Linked DNA regions of Homo sapiens: region 2 is linked to region 1. Evidence: chromatin loops called from intact Hi-C (ENCODE). Cell type or tissue: Calu3. All regions are shown on one strand. Links, peaks and the distances in the headings refer to the core of each region. The heading gives the core; the rest is flanking DNA.

Region 1 (8,218 bases), core at 1,729-5,728:
ATATTTCTCTCAAGTGGTCCTGCAGCCTGTTGACGAGCAACTTCTTCTGAAACAGAGAAGATTTGGTTTGCATTTTGCTCAGCAGCATTTTGTTTTGATCGTCTATGAAATAACCCAAAGTTTTTGATATCGGTCACAAAATTCACTTTTCTCTGCTTCTCCCTGGGCGGCTCCTGAACCACCAGGGCAGAGCCATTGCTTATGTTATGTCTTTCAGAGGCAATTGCTGCTGATCTCGGATGAATCAGGGTGGTTAAATCAAAAAGGCTGAAATTCTTTTTCTTGTCCTTGCTATTACCTTCGCTATCACTCTTTTCATCTGAGTCTGCCGAATTTGAAGACTCCTTCGAGGCATTCGCAGATTGTATTGTGGAAAGTTTGCTTCCTCTTAGTAATCCCAGGACTTCAAAGCGGAAACTAGAAATGTCTTGCTTTAGTTCCTACGTAGAATTTAAAATGAAAAATTCGGTTATGACTTAAACATTTGGAAACATCATTTTCTCGTCTCATATATGGGTCAGAAATGTTTTCACTCCTTTTTAAAAACAAGGATTCTACTCTACTGTGGTTCTATTTAGAATTCCCAGTTCTCTCACGGATACTTGATGTCATTTTGATGTCGACTAATTTCCTTATTGGAATTGGGAAGGACACTTCCTAAGGCTGATGCAAAAAGAAACGTGAGTTATCTTTGCCACCAACGTGCAGCTGAGTATATTGGGTTTCCCTGGGACTACAGTTTCTCTCCAAATTATTCATCTGCTGCCAAGTTACCTCACTGTCTCTGGGGTGTATTTTATAAGATTTTTAATATTGGCCCATTTTTCTGTCCAAAGGGATGTCTGAAAATTAAGTGGAGACTAATTTAAGAGTTGGTAGTTACTTGCAGTTGTTTACTGTCTTAAAGAGGACCTTCCCCCTACATCTGGGTCAGCCTCTACATCCTGGGAATTTCTTCGGATCTAACAGCATTTCTTAGACTCATCCTTTTCCCTTGTCTTTTGGGACAACTGAATTCTCACTCTTACCCTGATGGCAACCTTCTTGGTGGCTTCCTGCCCCAACCTATCTCCTAAAGCAACATGAATCATTTAATATTACAATTTGAACTTTATGGCTGTGAAGAAAATCTGGGCTTCTAGCTAGTTTTCCACCTGCACTTTAAGTTTTGTAATTTCTCTATCTTCTTACCTAATTCACTACTTCATTCTCATGTTCAAACCTGCTATTTTCTATGTTAAATATCTCCTATAGATTTTTTTAAATTTGTTTGTTTGTTTTGGCCTGTAAGATCTTATTGACCTTAATCATTCTTCCAAAATCTCTAAACAATCACTCAATAATTTTAAACTAAATTATTTTAAACATGTGATTCAAGCATATAATATTTCACACATTTTACTTATTTCCTCTTACACAATTTAAAAACTATCAAGGAGAAAGTTTATAAGTGTATTAGTTACAATTAAATGCAAACCTTAAATTCACTGCTATCAAAGTTTTTCAGAACACACAAAGTTTTTGTTGTCAGTGTGTTAGTTAGTAAATGTTTCGGATTTAAAAATCAGGCTGAAATTTCAGAAACAGAAGCTCACTCTGGGATCAGGTAAGTCAGAATGCCATTAAGCACTAGGCTTTTCTCTGTATGTTTGAAAACAATTTATTTTGAGAAGAAATTTCACCACTTGCTTTTCTTTTCTTTTTACAGTTCTGTAGGGTTTCAGCTGAAAAATCAGAAGCCACACAGGCTTGCTGGAACACACAGCTGCATTTCCAGCTCTGATTTTAAATGTGCTCTATCTGGATCCATATTCTGCACAATCTGCCTCTTGTGATGAAGATGAAAATGGTTACCTTAAAGTTCTCTTCGGTCAGGCCTTCTTCAGTTTTAGCATCTCTAATCATTGCAGCAACGTATCGCTTCACCAGGTTCCTCATAACTTCCTGAGGCATTTTAGAACAAGAGTATTGATACTCAATGAGTAAATAAATTTCCTCCTGAGTCAGTTCTGAAGGGGGGACTGCATTTTATTTTAGTGAAAATTTCAAGACATAGTACAAGGACAACTTACTTGGTATTGGTGATGTCTTCTCAAGTTATCAGCAGCTCGCCTCTGAAAAGGAAAAGGACATTCCTTTCTGGTTATACTGTTATATTACTATTCTAAAAAATAATTTATTTTTTTAATCGATAATGTTTTTATTCTTATTTCTTCAAAGTGGGAGTTTTACTAGTCAATGGACAATGGCTAAAGAGTGCTGCACATGAATCAAAAGAATGAGTGAACAAGAGTGTATAATCTATATGACATTTGAAACACAGAATAAGTTAACAATGACAGAACTGTTGTTCTCATACAGGACACAGGATGAAGGAAAATTAGTTAATTACAGTTAATATGCACTCAACATTGACGGAATGATGCTAAGAGAAAGAGATAGGACATATCAAATAAAAATTTAAAAGTTTTCATAAATATTAACATGGCAAGATTAAGAAGTTAGTTATGTTATGTACCAGGTAATCAGAAGCCTCATTAGTCACTGAACTCTCCAATCATATATATATATATATAATATCAATCATATATACAGTAAGAGGAGATTCCTGTTTAAATAGATGGCTGGATTTAACGGAATAAATAAATAAAGGATTCTGTTGAAACACAGCATTTATTAACTCATTTAAAAAATTAAATGTGAGTCCCAGCTCATATTTTGAAGGCATCAGAATGGTTTGAGAGCAGAGGTGGGGTAAGCACAGGGCAGTGATTTGGGATTGTAGAATAGAGAGATGGATTGTTTAATGATTGAAAAAATCCCATTATGAGTTGAGTGAAATAATAAATGACATTAAAGTTATATATTTGCAGATTCTCAAGTATTCTAAAGATATTAGAAAAAAACCCTACATAATCCCAATTTTATGTATGTTGAATAAACATCAGCACTGATTCTTCAGGAAGAATATTGGGCAAAATAATATAAAATAAAAATATCTCTATAATAAAAGAATTAATTTGGTAAATTGTGAGAAAGCAAAAGGGATGATATACCTTGGTTTTAAAATGAGGCTTTTGCTCTTGTTCCTTAATAAATAATCATAGGCTGATAAAACAGAATATTGAAAAGAGCTGTGCCTACATCACTGTGAAATGATAATTTAAATATTAAACAATTTAAAAGAAACTCTTTTCTTCTCTTCAGAGAAATAGAAGAAAATGCTATTTTCACTGGCCATAAGGATGCATCTGTCTTTCATGATTAGTAGTGACTTGTAGAAACAGATGAGACAATGCTTAGGTTCCTAAAGGTCACTAATTATTTTGACTATCATTCACTTTTGCATGAGAAATACATTTTGAGAAAAACATTTAAAATAGGATTAAGTTATTAATTTAAAAACTCAGAAATTTGAAACAACACAAATGTAGAGAGCAGCTTGAAAAAGTATGGCATGGGAATTTTACGGCTGGGCCACCAGATGGAGGTGTCTGACTCATATTGAGACATAGCTCAGCTGAAACCTAAGACAAACTGCACTTCTAAAAGGAAACACACAGTCTTCTAGATCTCCTTAAATTTACTTAAACTAAAATACTAAAGTGAGTCGTACATCAATTTCTTTAACATTCTCACCATAAATATTATAACAGAGATCTGATTTTCATTATTTAAGTAGCTAGAAACTCTTAATTTAATATAGAAAGAATTTAGTCTACTTAATTTTTATTGTTTTGGGATTCTATAACATTTCACTACTGTGTTTTAGAATCCTATCCTTCTAAAATCCAATGAGGAAATTTTCAACAGAGAGCAATTAGAAGTCAGGATTTAACTTTAAATTTCTTTAACATCAAACTACAATTGAGGATGACAGAATCAGAAAATTATGAGTAATAAGTGAAAATTATCATGATACATTTTAGTATTAAAATGAGTACAAACTGTCTTTCCTTCAGTAGAATCTTACTCATCCAACGTCAAAAAATTTTAATACAAATATAAAAAGGTCAAAGACTACATTTTAAATGGTAATTCTAGGTTAATTTTCTTGGGAAAAAACTTAAAAAATCAAAATGGATTGTCAAAAAGAGAGAGGAACACTAAAAATGTTCACTATGGTACCTTTCAGGCGTTATTCAGTTTATATAGTCCAGGTTTAAGACTAAGTTAATGCGATTCATTGTTTTTGCCAACCAATTATATTCCACAATTATGTGGTAATACCACAAAACTATTTTTTAGTTTCACAAAATTTTATCAGGCAATGAACTTCAACATTCTAGCTAGAAAAAAAGAATGGATGAGGTTAACTGTCTTCTGAACCTAAAACTCAAAATGAATGCAGTGCGCTCACCAAATAATTAATGCTAAATTATGCGGCTGATAGAGCTCTCATCTGTTTAATCTCTGTTTCCCTGATTAGCATGACAGAATAGGCTGTTTAGTGATCACCATTATGCCCTTCCAGTTCCTACTTTCTAGGAGAAAGTGTGGTGTGATATTAAGAATATGGTCCCAGGGGTTACACCTGGGTTTGAAGCTGACTGTGCCTAGTCAGGGAGTTTAACTCTGACACCCTACCTCTTCCCTGATTTTTTATTTTGCAGGGTGAAGATAAACTCCATGGGTAATTCTGAAGATTAAATGAGCTAAGAGATTTATGGCATCTGTTGCTAACTAATGTTAGTTCTTGTCCTCTTTGCATTTTTTTCCTTTTTGATTGATAATGTGACTTAATAGCCTTTTAAAAATCTGATTCTCAAAGCTTGTGCATAGTAGGACACATATTATGATTACCTCTGAGAAAGTAAAATAATATACTTACATTTAACTGTGTCCCTTTGCATGATTTTGATGGTAATTCATGCTTGTGGAGCATTTCCTTCAGCTAAATCGTTAGATGCCTTCAGCTTTGGCAGTAGAGAGGTTTAGAGGTAGGAAACTTGCATGTAAGTGATAGAGTAAGAGAATACTTCTGGTAAATTTGGATAGATGTGACCCAGACTCTGTAGGCAGTCATCTTTGGAGGAGCCCAAAAGTTTTATGAACTTTTCGGCATGACATTGAATTTTTGCTATGACCCTAATGAGACAGCCATATGTGAGCGTTGATATAGAAACTCTGAGGAAAATTCAGAGGTCATAGCAAAAGAGAAGGCTGGCTAGGGGTTCCAGCCTAGTGGAGCTGTGGAATGTACCTCCTACAACATGTCGCTACTGAGAAGCCACTCTGATTTGGCATCTCATTTGGTCGAGTTACAGAGCAGAGTCTCCAGGCCTGGGGATGGGAGTTCCATCTTTGCCTTTGTCTCTGGCTGAGCTCAGGGATATTTCTCTTCAGGGACTCAGGATGATTTTCATGGGTTGAGGCAAGGAGAAGCCTACTTCTAGGGAATGCAAGATATTGGGAAAGCTGGTTGTCTACCTCAGATCTCAGTTTTTTCAGTGTAGGAACCTTGAGTTGGGAGAAATTATTTACACTCTTGGTGCCAGGCAGATTGAAGAGAAGGGCATCCTGGATATGGAAATATGATTCTTTCTTTTTCTTTTTTTTTTTTTTTTTTGAGATAGAATCTCACTCTGTCACCAGTGTGGAGTGCAATGATCTCGGCACACTGCAACCTCTGTCTCCCAGATTCAAGCCATTCCCCTGCCTCAGCCTCCTGAGTAGCTAGGATTACAGGTGCATGGCACCACGCCTGGCTAACTTTTGTATTTTTAATAGAGACGGGGGTTTCACCATGTTGGTCAGGCTGATCTCGAACTCCTGACCTTGAGATCTGCCTGCCTCAATCTCCCAAAGTGCTGAGATTACAGGTGTGAGCCACAGTGCCTGGCCAGAAATACGATTCTTTTACCATGTGCTAGGAGTTTTTCATTTCTCTGTGACCCCTAGATGGGCTTTGCCTCCTATCTGAGTCCTGGGATATTTCTGGTGATAATCCTGGCACTGTATATTTGGGTTTGGTTTTCCATGGCAGGGAGTAAAGCCAGCTTGTCTCAAGGCTCCATTTTGGAATTAGAACTCTCTTAACTTGTAGGGCTAATTTAAGGTATATTTATTAAATGACTACATGTGTATGGCAGTGGAGTGCAAGAAACCAGAGATGAATAAAGCACACTTTTGCCCTTAAATGGCTGATAGTCCAAAAGGTGGATTGCCAAGATCATGAAAGACTACACATGAAGGCAAATACAAAAGAAAACACGGGAAGTGCTGTAAGTGTGATATTTGAGTACAGGGGAGAAGGAGGTAATACTGTGTGAAGGAAAGAAGCCGTAACAGCCCTCTTATAGAGAATGCAGTATTAGATGGGTCATGAAGGAATCACAGGATTAGGACAAGGGGAGGTGCACAGGTGTTCTAGATGATTGGAGTAGGATGAGCAAATATGCTAGGGTTAGAAAGTGAGAGGCACATTATGGAGACTTCTGGCAGGATAGTTGCAAAGTCTTTGCTACTGGGAATATACAGATTAGATTGTAGTGGGAAATTAGCGTGGACTCTTAATGTAGAATTTCAGATGGCACATGAATCCAGTGGTTACTAGGCACCTGGGGATTTTGACTAGTTGAGTGACATGTGATGAAAGTGTAATTTCATTGATAGTCATTTAGCAGTAGCACCAAGTGGGAATGAGACTTCCTAGCTTCTGGTGGTGGCTGTTAATTCTTGGAGTTCTTTGGCTTGCAGGTGCCCATCTGCAATCTCATATGGTGTTTTTCTTGGGTCTCGGTCTTCACATGGCCATGTTCTTACAAGGACCCTATTCTAGTATAATCTCGCCTTAACTAAGTATGTCTGCAATGATCCTATTTCCAAATAAGGTCACAATCTATGTATAGGGGATTAGGACTTCAACCTATCTTTTTTGAAGGGGCATACAATTCAACTCATAATATATGTACTCTTTGCAATAAACATCACAATAATTTTTGGCAATTAGTGACACCATTGAATATTACACAATAGAACTACCATCAGTTATATTTAGGACATTCATATCCTTTTTTGTTGAGTAAAGATCAGCTGAACTTCAAAGGGATTTGTTACCTTAAGAGAAGATATCTTTTTCTTATAATTATCACTGGAAATGACCGAGAACAGGAGAAATGAACAATTTGTGATTCAAAGTAATATAATGAAAGCCATTTCATTTAAAAATACCTAAGTGGGTATTTAGCTTTAATACCTAAGAAAATGGGTATTTAATTTTCTTTCAAGCCATTTGCATGTTAAACTTTGACAGAGTAATCTGCATTAACTGTGTTTTTTAATTTTACTAAAAATAATAACTTAGGTAGAATTATAGCATGGTAGACCTGTGTTAGGAATAAAGGATTTCTCAGTGAATGAGCTCAAGTGTACAATATCACATAGAAATTTCTGGAACTTGTGGCCGGGCGCGGTGGTTCACGCCTGTAATTCCAGCACTCTGGGAGGCCGAAGAGGGTGGATCACGAGGTCAGGAGCTCAAGACCATCCTGGCTAACACGGTGAAACTCCGTCTCTACTAAAAATACACAAAAAAATTTGCCAGGTGTGGTGGCAAGCGCCTGTAGTCCCAGCTACTCAGGAGGCTAAGGTGGGAGAATGGCGTGAACCCGGGAGGTGGAGCCTGTGGTGAGTGCAGATCGCGCCACTGCACTCCAGCCTGGGCAACAGAGCGAGACTCCATCTCAAAAAAAAAAAAAAAAAAAAGAAAGAAATTTCTGGAACTTGCATTTTGCAGCTTTTTTTTTTGTTAAACTAGATTGGTTGTGAGTTGTGTTTAAGACAGAAAAAATGGATTTTGTGACAAATCAAGGGCTTTTCTTCCTTAACTGAGTGTCTAGGAAAAATATTTTGGAAGAAGTTCTCCTTAGGTTGGCACTTTTCTTCGCAAACTACATCAGAAGTCACTAGACTGTGTGTGGAATATTCCTTGGCAAAGTAGCTTTCAAGGAGAAGATGAGGGCATACCTGTTGCCACATTAGCATAATTCACAGTTTGCAGGTTCCTCCTAATTTGTTAGGGCAGGACAATGGCAGCGTTTGGATCAGAGAACTCATGTTAAAGAGAAAGACCATCTAGTGAGAAACTGCTGCTGCTGCAAGGAAACTCCGGAATTTCAATAGAAGTTTCAGGTTTCTTTAGAGCAGGGAAGATTTTGCAGCTAGAAAAGAGAGGTCTCTGGAGAGTGAGCTGTGACATTTTGTCACTCTTATCTCC
Region 2 (8,218 bases), core at 2,560-6,559, 940 kb after region 1:
CAGCACAGTCAACTTCTGGTGAGGGTCCTCTTCTGGGTTGCAGACTTCCAATTTCTCTTTGATTCCTCATGTAACAGAGAATGCTGAGTTGTTCCTATTCTAATTGTAATGTTGTAGTACTACGTTCTTTTATAACATTCAACTAAGTTCACAAAACATAATTTTATAATGACCGTTAAATCAGAGTTGAACCCATATGCTACAGCGCTAGCAACATGATACAGAGAAAAAGGTTCACCTTTCTTTAATAAGGTATCAGTACAAATGCTCTCCAGTTATTAAGTATATTTCTATCCTACAGAGAATTTAAAATCCCCCCAAAATTTTTCACCCTGAAAAATTAAAAATGTGTTCAAAAATAGATTTTTTTTCTGTCACTGGAATACTTGAAGCTCCTTTAGAGTATTTCAACCCCAAGTTTTTAGTGTAACTATCCCATTTTCCAAAGCTAACAAAAGTCAGTCATCATTTTTATAAATTGTTGCTCCATCAAAACAAAGTTCAGTTCTAAATGGGAGAATTTTAAATTTTATTATATTAGGGTAACCTTTTTCACAGCATCAATATAATGTAGTAATAAACTGTTTTCTTACTATGTCAGTGAGAACAGGTTTGAGAATCCAACAGATTTCTATTGGTACAAGGAAAACTAATCTCCTATCAAAGGATCAGTCAATTAAATGTCCTTGCAAGGGAGTCTTCTGACCATGCATTAGGGTTGCATTAGGCTGCACCATATCATCGTGAGACAGTCATCATGCGTATTTTAATTTTTCTCCTTGAGGATTTCCACTCAACTTCTTGTGCCTAACATGTGTGATTCTAAATTGAACCAATGGTTATAAGTTGTTTATTTCAAGTAGCATTTATAGATTTGGCAAAAACACTGAACTTAGTAGGTTGCTAATTAATTAAAGCTAATTGCTCTTACCCCTTAACTGTTTAGGTGATTGTAAATTAATTTCCTTTAATTGTTGCTAATCCACTATTTGGATAATTGTCTATACATATGTTCAATGTGTTTCCTATTTTATAGCATAGGAGCTGAATTTCCTACATTCGAACTACCACTCTTTACTTGATCTTAGCCAAAAGGCTTAGAGATGATCTCTCCAAACCGCTCTTGTCAGAATCTGCCTGGGTGAGCCTTTTTGAAATATATCTCCTCGGCTCCTTCTCTCCTCTAGACACCAACCGTTTATTCTTAAGGCCTGGGCCCAAAGCTCTCATCTGTTCTGTATTCTGTTATTTAATATCCACAAGGCTTCATTGCTAAATATTCTACTTGTTCCCTACCATCAAGTTGTTGTTGTCATTGTTGTTATTGTTGTTTGAGATGGAGTCTCATTGTGTCGCCCAGGCTGGAGTGCTGTGGCATGATCTCCGCTCACTGTAACCTCCGCCTCCAGGATTCAAGCCATCCTCCCACCTCAGCCTCCTGAGTAGTTGGGATTACAGGCATGCACCACCATAGCTGGCTAATTTTTTTTTTTTTTTTTTTTGTATTTTTACTAGAGACAGGGTTTCACCATGTTGGACAGGCTGATCTCAAACTCCTGACCTCAAGTTGTCCACCTGCTTCAGCCTCCCAAAGTGCTGGGGTTACAAAGGTGAGCCACCGCACCTGGGCCCCTGCCATCTTCTTTACCTTCTTTTTACTCTCTCAATGTATAGTTTTCTCCTTTCTAATTATTCGTAATAGGAATGTTTCATAATCTACAAATAGTGATTCTGTTATGGTTTGGATATTTGACTTCTTCGTACCTCATGTTGAAATTTGATCCCCAGTGTTGGAGGTGACGCCTGCGTGGAGGTGTTTGGGTCATGGAAGTGGATCCCTCATGAATGGGAGTGAGTTCTCGATGTATTAGTTCCCTCCAGAGCTGGTAGTTAAAAAAGAGCTTGGCACCTCCCATCTCTCTTGCTTCCTGTCATGCCATGGAAGCAGCCTGGGGCTTTCATCAAATGCCCAATCTTCTAGCCAGCAGAATCGTAAGCCAAATAGACCTCTGACCTTTATAAATTACCCAGTTGCAGGTATTCCTTTATAGCAACACTAAATGGACTAAGACAAATACTCAGCATTAAAAAAAGTGACATGTCAGTAAATCCAAACATATCATATCATGGGTAAAGCCTTACTACAAAATGCAATGATAATATAGAATAATCAAGGGCCAGCATGCATGGTTTACACAATAAGTGCTGTCAAAGAAAAAAAGCTGTGCATGGTGGTGCATGCCTGAAGTCCCAGCTACTCCAGAGGCAGAGGTAGGAGGATGACTTGAGCCCAAGAGTTCTAGGCTGCAGGGAGTTATGATGGTGCTACTGCACTTCAGCCTGGGTGACAGAGAGAGACCCTGTCTCTAAAAAACAAACAAACAAAAAATTTCCCAAAGAAAAAGAAAAAGAAGAGATACATGTTGGGAGGTTAAATGTCATTAACATTATTTTCTTCATGGCCTTTGCAGCAACATGGATGGAACTGAGGCCGTAATCCTAAGCGAATTAACACATGAAAAGAAAACAAAATACCACATGTTCTCACTTGTAAGTGGGAGATAAACACTGAGTATACATGGTGTGTTAGTCAGGGTTCTCTAGAGGGACAGAACTAATAAGAGATAGAGAGAGGGAGATAGATAGATAGATAGATGATAGATAGATAGATAGATAATAGATAGATAGAAAGAAAGAAAAGTATTAAGTAGAAAAGGGGTTTATTAAGTATTAACTTACACAAAAATGAGGTCCCACAATCTACTGTCTGCAAGCTGAGGAGCAAGGAGAGTCAGTCCGAGTCTCAAAACTGAAGAACTTGGAGTCCGATGTTGGAGGGCAGGAAGTATCCAGCACGGGAGAAAGATGTAGGCTGGGAGGCTAGGCAAGTCTCGCCTTTGAGGTTTTTCTGCCTCCTTTATATTCTTGGAGAGCTGATTAGATTCTGCCCACCAGATTAGGGATGGGCCTGCCTTCCCCAGCCCACTGACTCAAATGTTAATCTCCTTTGGCAACACCCTCACAGACACACCCAGGATCAATACTTTGTATCCTTTAATCCAATCAGGTTGACCATCACACATGGACACAAAGAAGGGAACAATAGACACTGGGGTCTATTTGAGGTAGAGACTGAGAGGATGGTGAGGATTGAAAACCACCTATTGGGTATTATGCCGATTTCCTGGATGACACAATTATTTGTACACCAAACCCCTGAGACATGCAATTTACCCCTGTACCAATACTGCACAGGTACCGCTTGATCCTAAAGTAAAAGTTGGAATGAAAAAAATAATAATAATAAATGTTTTTACAAGTGAAAAAAATCCATCATTCTTTGTAGAAAAATGCCAATTTTCATTTTTTAAAACTTCTATAAACTAAACTTAAAGCAGACATACATGCACATTAATTTATGCATTATGTCATAACAATATTGCTGATTTAGTTCTCTTTTTCATCTTTAACTTAACATGTGAACTGATTTTAAATATACAAAGATGAAATATTATTAACTATCAAGAATCTGATTTACAGAGGATTCACGACAGATTAACCTAAAACTCATTAATCTAAATAAAAGAGAACTATAATGTATTTTTCCCCAGGAAAGCAATAGTAGTTAATAGAAATACGTCCAAAGTATTTCATACATTCATGAGCCAAATGTGCATGGAGGGAAGCTGATAGAGAGATCTATAAGGAACCAGAGACTTGTCTTTTAAAAAACTGTAGATCTGAGAATAACAATCAGATAAAATATAATTTAAAGGTTCCAAGAAGCCCTGATTTTATACCTTAATGAGATGATTGTAAGCCAGATATTTTTTAAACTTCTCAAAGATTTTCAAATTGCTGCCTGTGGAATATGTTATTATATTAAAATCTAGGAACCATTCCAACTACTTTAACAACATTTTTAAGTAAATAAAAGATTTGGAAATTGTATTACCCATGTTATTTACAATTATATGTGAATAAAGGAAAAGAATCATGTTGATTTCTACATACCTTCTGTATATCTATTCAAATTTGAAAGAGAACAGCAAAATCCCACACCTAATGGGCCTCTCTCCTTATTTAGGAGAAATAATTACAAATTTCTCTTCCATCAATATAGAACTTCCATGAAATGTTCTAGCAGTTGGGCTGCCCCACAAGGTAACTTCCACAAATCGTTTGCATCAAATCTGACTTTAGCAGCTTCCTTAGGCAAATTCAGCTGGTATATTTTATCAGGTAAAATGTATAATGTGTGCCTATATGTATATTCCACGTCTATCCACATTTATCACCTCTATATCAATTTAGTTTTGCAGTGTGAGAATGTGATAACATTTCCACATTAATCTTCACTTAAATAGAGTTTCTTTGGGCTTTTGCTGTATAAACCAATGTTCTTACTGCCTTTGTGTTTGGCAGTTATAAATATTTCATAAAGCATAATATAGCTCGGCTGCTTTTTATTTTACAGGAGTAGCAGTTAGGACTGTTAGTTCAGCATATGTCATTAACATTTTCATATCTTGGAACTGGAGCCCATTTATTAAGTATAAAGGTCCACATAGCTTGGAGAAGAATAAAGACAACTGAGTTCACCATATCTGTAGCTTTAAATATTGAAGCATAGTGCCATCTGGCGGGAGAAAGAAATTTAGAGGAGAGATATGAAGCACAGTGTCCCCACAGATCACAGGACACTGGGGAAAAGACAAGCTCAGATACACAAAGCAGAGATAAGGTGTCCCTCCTTTATTATAATTTTCTTCAATTTTTATTTTAGAATCAGGGGGTGCATGTGCAGGTTTGTTGCAAAGGTATATTGACTGTTGCTGAGGTTTGGAGTACAAATGAATGTGTCACCCAGGCTGTGAGCATAGTACCCAGCGTTAGTTTATCAACTCTTGCCCAACCCCCCTTCCGCCCTCTTCTTATATTTCCAGGTGTCTCTTGTTTCCATCTTTATGTCTATATGTGCCCAATGTTTAGCCCTCAAATTTCAGTTGTGAATAAGGACACAGTGCTCAGGGGAGAGTTAAGGCCTTGCTGCAGGACTGTAGCAAGCCAGGCGCTCACTAAGGTATCTCAGATAGGAGAAATGGTCAGATCCTCTCAATCTACATGTCTTGTTTCATTCATTCACTTTTCATTCATTCTTTCATCTCTCTGTTCATTTAACATCTATCTGCTGAGCACCATTCTAAGTGCTGAGGATACAGCTATGAATAAAGCAGACAACATCCTTGGCATCATGAAGTGTACATTCTGGTGGAAGGACATAGACTATAAACCAATGTATCAAGTGACATGTTAAATGCTCTGGAGAAATAATTAAGCAGAGTATGACACTTGAGGGTTGTCTCCGGGAAGGGTAGAGAAGAGGTGCTATCTCCTGTAAAGTGGCCAGGGAAGACCGCTCTAATTTTGTGACATTCAAGCAGCTAACTGGGTCAAATGTAAGAGCAAACCATGAAGATACCTGAGAGAAGAGCATCTCAAGCAGGAAGAAGAAAAAAACGCCAAGGCTCTGAGAAAAGTGCCTGGATTTTCAAGGAACAGGTGACTATGGTAGGGTAGAGTGAGCGAGGGGAAGGCTCAGATTAGGAGAGGTTGGAGGAGGGGGCAGGACAGATTATGTCCGGCTGTTGGCACATTGTTTACCCATCCCAGAGACAATGCCTCCAAGCATGCATGTGTAGACCCCACAGAAGAGAGTGCTTACTACTTTCAACTGAAAGAGGGCAAGAGAAATTCACCTCATTTATACATTAAGTAAATATTCATGGGTGCCTATTATTTGCTATTCTTTGTGCAGAATGCTGAAAACATGTAGATAAATATGATGTTCTCAATTATGTCAGCCTAATGGGGGAGATAAGTAAAATAACAACTAGAATAAACTACCACAAATACCATAGAAATATTATGGGCTATATATTTATGGGGCCATAACATAATAACTTTAGGTAAAATTCATGACAGTCTTCTGAAAAAATATGAGATTAAGATGTATCTTAATGACTGAGGTGTGCCGGGCACAGTGGCTCATGCCTGTAATCCCAGCACTATGGGAGGCAGAGGCGGGAGGATTGCTGGAGGTCAGGAGTTTGAGACCAGCCTGGCCACAATGGTGAAACCCTGTCTCTACTAATACAAAAATTAGCAGGGCGTGGTGGTGTGCACCTGTAATCCTCTCTACTCGGGAGGCTGAGGCACAAGAATCACTTGAACCTGGGTGGCGGTGGTTGCAATGAGCTGAGATTGTACCACTGCACTCCAGCCTGGGTGACAGAGCAAGACTTTGTCTTAAAAAAAACAAAAAAACAGACTGAGGTGTATCTTAAAGACAGAAAGAAAAAAGAAAAATACCATTCTGACAAGAGGGAACATTATATTCAATGATGTTAACATTTCTGATATGTTTGATAGCGTGCCAGGTACTGTTCAATGTGCTTCAATAGATTAACTTATTTCATCTTCACAACAACCTTATAACCATTACTAGTTTCATTTTATATATGAAGAAACTGAGGCTCAGAGATATTAAGGAATTAACCCAAGTGTATTGAATTCTTGTCATGGAACTGGGATTTGCACACTGGCAGCTTGGATTCAGAGTTTCTGTTATAATCCACATGTAATTTTACCTTAGTAACAGACTCTGAGATACAACAGATGACATGTTTCTAAGAAAGGCAAGAAGTGTACTTAAATAAAGAAAAAACATGAAATAGTAGAGAGAGTGGGGATCGAAACAAGCAAAGATAGACAAATGACAAACTTGTAAAACTATTTTCTACAAATATCCAATGATCTTGGGAGTTCTTCTGTCCTACTTTAATATGGTACTCAAATTCCCATGGTGATTTGTATGGGGCCATGCCCATACTACACTTAGAAGGTACCTAGTTGCATCCTTTCAAGAGGCCAGTAGAGAGAGGGCTGGAGGTGCTGCTCTTAGTTCCCCGCCTATATGACAGGGAAGAGATCCAGAGCTGCCTGCATGCTACGGCAGGAGCCAAGAAAGAGATAACAGTGGCCTTCGATTGAGAGAAGGTGGAGTCCAGGCAAGAAAGGTATGGAAGTCAGGACCAACATAAGGGGCTAAGAATGGGACCAAAGATACCAGTGATGGATGCAGTTCCCAAGGACATGTGAGTCCTAGTAGAGCGGCAGCACATGCTGTCAGAACAGAGACCAACAGAAAAGCCCATGTGAGAGATACATCTCAGTAGTAAGAGAAATGATGACACAGACACTTCACAGCAGCTACCACAGTGCTTCCCAACGTTTTTTCCTTCCCCAGAAAGGAGAAGGGAAAGCCCTTTAGAAGAGAGTCCTGAGTTATTAACAACGTATGTGAAAAATGATTTTAAGTAGAAAAAGATGTATTTAATTTAAGTGACCAGATGGCCTTTTCTGCCATCTGTGCAAATTTAACTCATGAGAATGTTAAATTTCTGAGTTAAACACTTGAGTTGCTGTGTAAATTTTAGGTTGACTTCTCATCTATGGTATCTTCTCATGAGAAGCAATAGAAAGAAAACTGTTGTATAGTATCACCGAGAATGGGTAGTACTCAAATAAATATTTTATAATAAAATCATACATTGAGAGTAGTGTGTGTGTGTGTGTGTGTGTGTGTGTGTGTGTGTGTGTGTTTGGTAAAACTTCAGCAAGGTAATATGTTATTGTGCTTTCATATAAATTCTATTTAGAACCAATACATCATTTAATTTATTTTAGCTTCATTTGAACAAGTTGTCAAACTTGAATCTGATTTTTTAAACCACACTGCCATTTACTGGAAAAACACAAAATGATTAAGAACCTGTAGTCTAGAACCAAATTCTGTGTGTCCTCCATTTTGGAATCCTCCAAAAATCCTAGCACCTCCATTTTTCTATATATGTGACTTCGGTGAAGCTAATTTCTCTTTGTTTCAGTTTCCTCATTTGTAAAACAGAAATAATAATACCTACCGCATGCAGTTCTTAAATGGATTCGATATATTAATATTATTAAAGGGCTTGCAGTAGTGCCTGGTATATATTGAACTACATTAAGTTGTAGCTATTGTTAATATATCTTTAAGGATGTCTTACTCAAGAGATCTTTTTAAAACATAAACAGACTAGGGTCTTGAATAACAAGTATAATCACCAGTGATCAATATTACCCAGTTAAATTAGCTCTATGGAACAACAGTGATATA

What was found. Peaks named below come from ENCODE experiments on the same cell type or tissue, not always from the same donor. Only the 100,000 strongest peaks of a DNase experiment are listed, where the experiment ranks them.
Region 2: a loop joins it to region 1, with 7 times the contacts of the local background. A loop is called at or near these places in 12 of 110 quality-filtered maps.

What each region holds. Positions count from the first base shown.
Region 1 is chr13:37,637,186-37,645,403 of GRCh38, forward strand. It overlaps TRPC4 (transient receptor potential cation channel subfamily C member 4), which reads right to left. Exons shown (of 11, transcript NM_016179.4): 9 at 2,073-2,114; 10 at 1,855-1,944; 11 at 1-440. Among named protein-coding and RNA genes, the nearest start is that of POSTN, 43 kb to the left of the region's middle. In Calu3, for the core only: no CTCF peak of the experiment used is centred there; a DNase peak (open chromatin) is centred at 3,496.
Region 2 is chr13:38,577,693-38,585,910 of GRCh38, forward strand. All of the region lies in intron 2 of LINC00437 (long intergenic non-protein coding RNA 437), which reads right to left. It overlaps LINC00366 (long intergenic non-protein coding RNA 366), which reads left to right. Exons shown (of 4, transcript NR_046999.1): 3 at 1,037-1,141; 4 at 1,516-1,824. Among named protein-coding and RNA genes, the nearest start is that of LINC00366, 14 kb to the left of the region's middle. In Calu3, for the core only: a CTCF peak has its summit at 4,633 (motif pointing left); a DNase peak (open chromatin) is centred at 4,669.